2 separate regions of the Homo sapiens genome follow, and region 2 is linked to region 1. A link is an interaction called in ENCODE POLR2A ChIA-PET data of the cell type or tissue named here. Cell type or tissue: MCF 10A. All regions are shown on one strand.

What was found. ChIA-PET counts read pairs that join two places held together with the same protein. Peaks named below come from ENCODE experiments on the same cell type or tissue, not always from the same donor. Only the 100,000 strongest peaks of a DNase experiment are listed, where the experiment ranks them.
Region 2: POLR2A ChIA-PET joins it to region 1 with 5 read pairs; 2 of 35 experiments call an interaction of 5 or more read pairs at or near these places.

Annotation. Positions count from the first base shown.
Region 1 is chr16:79,650,006-79,654,005 of GRCh38, forward strand. No RefSeq gene overlaps it. Among named protein-coding and RNA genes, the nearest start is that of MAF, 51 kb to the left of the region's middle. In MCF 10A, no CTCF peak of the experiment used is centred here; DNase peaks (open chromatin) are centred at 1,556 and 3,616.
Region 2 is chr16:80,148,601-80,152,600 of GRCh38, forward strand. All of the region lies in intron 2 of LOC105371357 (a long non-coding RNA gene), which reads left to right. Among named protein-coding and RNA genes, the nearest start is that of LINC01228, 320 kb to the left of the region's middle. In MCF 10A, no CTCF peak of the experiment used is centred here; no DNase peak of the experiment used is centred here.

The DNA of each region.
Region 1 (4,000 bases):
TAGAGACCAGGGATGCTGATAAACACCCCTTCAATGCTCAGAACAGGGTCCTCCAACAAAGAATGATCCAACCTAGAATGTCACCAGTGCTGAGGTTGATACACCCTGTCCTGAATTGTAAGTTCTGTCTCTTTCCATCACTGATTTTATTCCCAGTTCCAACAGAGTGCATGGCCCAAAGGAGGCGCTGAATAAATTTATTTTTTTAATGACTAGGTGACATCTCTCTTCCTGGGAGGAAGCATAAGAAAAACTAATCAAGATTACCTGCAGATTTATACTTTTCTGTTTAGGAAATACCTTGTCTGGGGGCTGATATGACGAGGGACCTGTGGAAACAGTTTTTACTGAACTGATAAGCTAGCTTTATAATTAGCATACTCATTGCCAGTTAATACATGTGCTTCTAAAGCACTGGCCACTAAAACATTTTTGCATCTCTAAGTCGCTGAGTGGGGCTCACCTTTTGCTATCTTATCTTCCTACTTATTTGCTGCGTTAATTTTTTTCTTTTTTTGAGACTGAGTCTTGTTCTGTCACCCAGGCTGGAGTTCAGTGGCGTGACCTTGGTGCACCGCAACCTCCACCTCCCAGGTTCAAGCGATTCTCCTGTCTCAGCCTCCCGAGTAGCTAGGATTACAAGCACCTGCCACTGCACCCGGTTAATTTTTGTATTTTTAGCAGAGACAGGGTTTCACCATGTTAGCCAGGCTGGTGTTGAATTCCGGACCTCAAGTGATCCGCCTGCCTCAGGCTCCCAAAGTGCTGGGATAACAGACGTGATAACGGTGCCAGTCATTAATATGATTTTTATTAGTTATGTGAACTTGAACCACTTGAGTTCTCCAGGTTCAGATTCCTCAAAGTGGCTTAAAGATTCCTGCACTTTCTGGAGACCTGTGACGGAGATGATGAGGATGGAGTCAGATAATATTTGTAAGTTACTGAGAGCATTGCTTCGGCCTGTCTCTGTAGTCATCATTTTCTTATTTACTCTTTACAACCATCCTGTGAGGTCAGTAGCAAGTATAATCTTAATATAATAGACTATGAGTTTGAAGCTGTTAGGATAACTAGTTGGATTTGTATCCAGTTTTTCATTGATGAGTTACGTTAACCTGTGTCAATAACTGATTTTTACTGCTCTGAAGAAAAATTTCTCTTGTGGATAAAGCTTTTCTGGAAGCTTCTAAAATATTGCAAAGGCTGTTTTGCACCCAACATTAGTTTCTACATTTTTGCATTCTAATTTGGCCATGACTCAAGATTTCCAGATGGGCAGGGTTATGGAGGGGAATCACATTCACTTTTAAACTGATCATGTTTGAACCCTTGAAGAAAGTCATCACGCATGGACACAGGAATCCTGCATGAGGGGTGAGGCTGGAAGACTCGCACTTGGACCCTTCTCCATGTTGAGTTTTTAAGCTCACTGTGTAGCACCCACATCGGCCTGGAGCCAGATGGAGGCTGCCCTGCTGCTCTTTGGGGAGAAGGGCCTGGCTCAGTGTCTCCCAGAGTGAGGCAAGGCCTGGGAGCCAATGAGTCATTCTCTCTTGGCACGGACTCTCCAGGCTCTTGGGGGAAACAAACAGACTTTGTTGAGAAGGAGCTCTCCTGCCTATGAATGGCCGCTAGTCAACTCTTCAGAGGAGCCCTGTAACCTGTGCCTGCCCGGTCTTCACCCCTCTTGGCCTGGAGAAACCACAATTACTCGGGGGCGGGGGTGGATTTTGGAGCTCAGACCTTTGTTGTCAACATGGAACAAAGATGTCAGACCCTGGCTGGAGAGAAATTTCTTGGGGGCCCATCTGGGGTGTGAGCTTCTGACTCTTGCTTCATCTGTCTCACCAATGCTTGGGCAAAAAAGAGTCCGTCTTGACACCCAATTCCTGAGTTCTCTCTTCATTTAATTCTGCATTTAGCAGCCAGCTATCTCAGGTATCTTGGTCTTTTTTTTTTTTTTTTTTTTTTTTTTGAGATAGAGTCTTACTCTGTTGCTCAGGCTGGAGTGCAATGGCACAATCTCGGCTCACTGCAACCTCTGCCTCCCAGGTTCAAGTGATTCTCCTGCCTCAGCCTCCTAAGTAGCTAGAATTACGGGCGCCAACCACCATGTCCAGCTTATTTTTGTATTTTTAGTAGGGACTGAGTTTCACCATGTTGGCCAAGCTGGTCTCGAACTCCTGACCTCAAGTGATCCTCCTGCCTCAGCCTCCCAAAGTGCTGGGATTACACATGTGAGCCACCGTGCCCGGCTAGGCATCTTCTTAATATTGAAAGTACTCTCATTTCCAGAGTTCCCTTTTCTATGTTTATTCATCTTTGTCTGAGGAACTTCTCTGGTGAACACGCAGTTTTATAATGTGATGTTTTAGAGAATATTTTATTTTCTTGGCAGCTGTTATGAGAATTTCTTAAGGGCAGACACCCACTTTTGGGAGAGGAGAATATTTAAAAACGTCTCTTTGGGAATGGGTGATGGGAGCCAATCTTCCTGGACCTGAATGTGAGAAAGTCCATGGAGAGGGGGACAGAACTAGGAGTTACTCTAGAGAGGGAAGGAAGAAGAAGATGGGAGGTGAGTGCAGGACTGAAGCTGGTGGGACACAGGAAGACCAGCCCCAGGCCCCTGTGATGTACCCCTTCCTGTGATCACAAACCTTTCAGTAAAGTCACTGAACTCAAAGTGTTTCAGACAAGTCGGTTTATTTTTGAAATTCTTTTAAGTAATGGGTTTTTGTTCAGCTTGATGGGGGTGGAATTTGAAGCCACATGCAGGTGCATTCAGAGCTCCAAAGCTAAGAGACATGTGAGGAATAGATGGAGGAATTCACAGCAATTCTGGGGACAGCTCGGGATTCTTGCAAGTCTGTGGAATTAGGTTTTGGACTAATTTTAACCAAATCTCCCAGGAGTGGGGGCCATGGAGAACATCTGAGTTACTTTATTAACATCCCTCTGACAGCTCGCTGCACTGACGTTGCCATTTTTCTCCTTCTCTAGCAAGGAGTAGGGGCTTGGTCTGCATCTGTTGAGGCTTGCTCTGACTGAGGGTATGAAATGGTCTCCAAGGAGGAGACTGTGCAACCAATATGAGGCGTAACCTTGTTTATTAGCGCCTTGGAGCAGGACAATGAACTGGGACAACATGGTAGGCGCATGGTGAGTCTTCCACTCATTAACCCAGATGGAGGTCACAGCTCCATCTTGGCTGCTGCCAGGAAACAATAACTTGTCAAAACTTCAGGTGATATAATAAAAAAAAAAAAAGGAAGAAAAAAAAAAAAACTTCAGGTGAAAGCACCAGGTTCTGGCTCATTGGAACCCAATTCCTAGATAAGCACAGGCAGAAGAGGAAGCTGTGCTTGAATAGCCCCAGATAGGCCAAGCAGATGTTGCAGGGGACTCCTTCCTGCAGAGCTGCAGAGCTGGCTGGGCTCAGCACCCAAACAGGGCCCCTGGGAGAGTGGCTGATGAGGGCCTCACAGTGCTAGGAGCTGCCAAGTGCTTAGCTCTGCCCCCCTACCCCAGAGATGGCTTGGCCTCCCGCCAGCTGAGTTTGGAAGGGAGGGATAAGGATAGGCAGTGAGTCTCACATGGGGAACTCTTGCAAAAGACGCAGCAATGGTTTTGGATAACATCCCATTGTCACAGGCTGCAAAGACTCCAGTGGGGCTGGGTTGTAGGGAGAGATAGAAGCCGGGTGCAAGGAGCGGCTAAGGCACTCCTTTTCTGCACCACCCTTACTCACGGGGAGGGACGTAGATATGAACTGTGTAATCCAGAACAGGTCTCTGAGCTGCCCTGCCTGCTGTGGCTGGGAGAATAATCACAGCCTCCCTCAGGCCAAACAAGGGCCTGCCTGGAACCCAGACACATTCCAGAAAGAAATGAGGAGTCTGTGTGTGCATGGTCAAGATGTGTGTGTGTGTGCTTGTGCACGTGCATTTTGGTATGGTCCACTGTGTGTGCCCTCTGCATGTGTGTGTGTGTTTGT
Region 2 (4,000 bases), 500 kb after region 1:
CTCCATGTGGCGGATGCATAGGTTCCTGGGAAAGCAAGGTGACTCTTTGAGGTAATTGATGGTCTTCAGAGATAATGCTGGGTGTAGAAGTTGTCTGCACAGATGGCCACCAACCATCCCTGCCATCTCTGTGAGGGCACGGCACAGTTTGCATAGAGTTGGAGTACGTTTCCCCATCTCTGAAATCTAGGTGGGCCTGTGCTTGCTGTGAGCAGTGCGATGTGGCAGAGTGATGTGTGAATTCTGAAATATAGTTCTTTAGAGTCCTGGAAGGTTCCACAGTCATTCTCTGGGGATCTAGCTGTCATGTAAAGAAGCTCAGACTAGACACCTGAGTGGGAGACCATGTGGAGAGAGAGAGAAAACCAGCCATCCCCAGACATTCCCCGCAGCAGAGCACTCAGACAAATGAGTCACATCACAGCAACATCACCTGGAATAGAGACAACCCGCCTCCACCCAACCTTGCTGAAATTGCAGAACTGCAGGCCAATGCATGGGTGTTGTCTTAAGTCACTAAATTCTAGGGTGGTTTATTGCACAGAAATATAATAGATAAAACTTTGAGAGAGTTTCTACCTCAACCAAATTCTATTAAACAGAGGCCCCGAGCTTTGGATGAAGTGTTGGTGATCTGAGTATGGGACCCAAAATTTGCTTCCAGAGAAATATAATGCACATTAGGGTTTTCAACTGGAAGTAGAGCCCCTTGTGCTTAGAAGGCTCTAAAAAGCAGGCTTAACAGCTGCCTCACCTAGTCTCTCCATAAAAACCAAATGGCTCAGAAATTACTGTAAATTATCCAAATTGATTAAACTAATTCAGATTCATAAACCAGGACTTGGATATCTTCAGTGGGTGCATCTGTCCATTTCCCATCAAGTTCAGTGAGATTTCTATTATGTATAAAGTACCAATTTGGCAAATTCACACTTACATTTAATTCATGCATAATATTCGTTTCTGAACTTCTTTGCTTTAACAAAGATATAACTGATAGGTATAATTTTGAGCCAAAAGAAAGAAATGTTGATATAACAATGCAGATAGCTAGGCATAATGAAAAGAACACCAGCTTTGAAAGCTAAGTCTACAAGTCCCTGTTCTTCTTTTAAAAGATACAAACTTGTGCAAGTATTTAAAGATTTCTGAGTGTGTTAGGTGCTATAGGTTGGCTGACCTGACCCCTTCCTAAGTCCCTTCTCTGTGGCCACTCCTCAGTTACAGTTGGCCAAGCAGCAACCTCTGATCAATGAAACGAATGTGGAAAAGTCTGCAGGATGGGCTTCTGGGGAGGCTTTGGTTTTGGTGACATAAAGGGACGATCTCTGCAGTGTGGCTATTCGTCCTCTTGTCCTTCATCCTTTTTCGTCCTGAAAAGTCTACAGGGTGGTGGTGCGGAAAGAGAAAAAGGGTGTAGTTATTTATTGGCATCGTGTATTCAGAAAGTTCTGGAAGGCTTACCACTAGACTTCCTTGTTATATAGGACAAGTAAACCCCCATGTGCTTTATCACTTTAAGTTCAGGTGTCTGTTTCTTGCAGCTGAAGGCGTTTTGGTTTTTGCTGTTTCTTTGTTTCCCTCTTAATGATACATGAGTTTCCTCTATGCCCTAATATGTAAAGTGGCTACAGTGATTCCTGCTCTGCAGAAATATTCATAAGAAGTAAATGAGATGATAGCAAGGAAGAAATAAACAGCCATATAAAGGCAGGCAGTTGGTGCTATGCTCCCAGACAGGATATTGAGGGACACTTTTGTCTTTGTTTTATTTCAGCACTCTGTTACTATGATTACCTTTCCAAATACTTGGCAATTTTTGCATCTTAACTAGGAAAAAGAGTATGGAGAATGAGTTTCATTGAGGAGAGGGAAGTAGAGATTTTTTTGCTGTTAATGTTATAGAATCTTGAGCTGGATGCTGTGGCAAGAGCTATTTGGGACGCTGAGGTGGGAGGATCACTTGAGGAGCAGAGTTTGAGGCTGTAGTACGCATCGATCATGCCTGTGAATAGTCACTGCACCCCAGCCTGGGCAACATAGTGAGATCTCATCTCTAAAACATATAAACATGTAGAATCTTATGTATTTCTATTTTCCAATCTTTTGTTAATGCCTAGTTTTTCTAGTGGATTCTTACATATGCATATGCATGTACACATGTGTGGGTATGTATACACACACACCATCTATGAATACAGTGAAGATGACACAGCTGAATTTGCCAGTAACAACTCCATGTGTTGGAGCTTTTTGCCAATTTAAATTCTCTGGTTACTTCACTGCAGGTCAGTAATAATCTGTATCTCTAAAATGTCATAATTGACCCATTAAGTCATACAATTTTGCTATTTCCAAAGCATAGTTTTACAGTATATGGACTGAGTGGCAAGTTGACCAAAGAGGACATTTGTTATTCTTATTTTTAACCACAAATGGGAAATCAGCTTATTCCATAAACCTGGCTTTAGGGAGATTATTTCATTAGATTGCAGGGTAATGTTATTAGCAGGCAGAAAATTCCTTTTGGCTTCCGAACACTCTTAATCCAACTCTGGGACTATAATACATTCCTAAGGTATTTTTCATTGTTCTCAATACACTAAAAACATTGACTTCAACTTGTAAAGCCATAAAATATTTGCAGTTCTTTTCAAGTAACAATACCAGAAAGCCTACATCATGCTGGGTTAATTCTTGTTTTGTTTTATTTGGTTCCATTTTATTTTTCCCAGAAAGTGGAGTCTGAGATAAACTCAAGCTCCCAGCTTTAGAAGATAATACACAAAGTACCCTTCTATTCATTTAGCAGTGTGTGCGGAAGATTCAAGGAGGTCTTCTGAGAAAATAAGTCGCACATCCTTCTGGGACCCAGTCATATATCTCACAGTGCATTCTGAGACCCAGTTGCCTCACTGGGAATCAACAACCTCAACCATTTCCAAGGGAAACCAAGAGCCCAGTGTCACTTGGACAAGTTCCCTGTCCTTGAATTACTTCCCTATCTAACCAGGAAGCCAATTATTGGTCAAATTTTGTATTTCCAGAGCTCAAGAGTTTTTGGTAATTCTCCAAGGAAAAATCAAAACAAAACTTTTTCAAAATTATAAATGTCCTCTGTGGAATTTCTTGCAAGCAAGGGTATTTAGGGTCACAATGTCAAAATGCCCTTAGGACCCAGTGTTATCGTTTTCTTTTGGTTTCCTGTTCCTGGAAAACTGCTCTCTAGATTGTTTTGATTAAGCCCAGTTTGAGAAGCCAGATTCTTAGCACATTCTCCACCATATTTTATGATAAATCTCATTCAGTTTCCCGTGTAGGGTGGCAAGCTTTATTGCTTAACAAACATTGCATCTACCCTGCCATAATTTATATCTGAATGGGTTTATTATAGGCGTTGTGTTTCATTCATTGTGCAGCTAATTCCATAACATGCTTCCTGCTTTCTGTGTGGCTGTTTGGCCATTATCAGCTTCCAAGACAATTGAATCTTTCCCTTGCAGTTTCACAAAATGGTTTATGAATATGTAATACAAACTGTGTTAACAAGGCAAATATACTTCATTTCTTTTATGGCTATTTCCAGGCTGTGACTGGGAAGAAGAGGCATAACAGTGTGTCTCACTTAGGGTATGTTGTGCCCTTAATATAGTAATGCGCTCCCCTTAGCAGGTCTCTTTGAAGGCCTGCATTGTCTTGGAATGAGCCATGCACTTTTGTGCGGCTCCCTGTGAAATGAGCCCCAGTCGGCCTCCCATGGATTCAATTATCTTCTCTACACGGATGGCACGTTCTCCTCCTTGCCTCCCCCAAGCTCGCTCTCCTAGTGTGGTCCTACGTGGCAGTCTGACTACAAAATAACTCCATTTGGGCGCCCTGCTGTCATGTTGGGAAGAGAATTGCTTATTTTCTGCATATGGCTCCTTCCCTCTGCACTTTTCCCCAGGACCTTCACACCAAAGTCAAGGGCTTGTCCAGCTGAGTGAGAGACATTCTGATC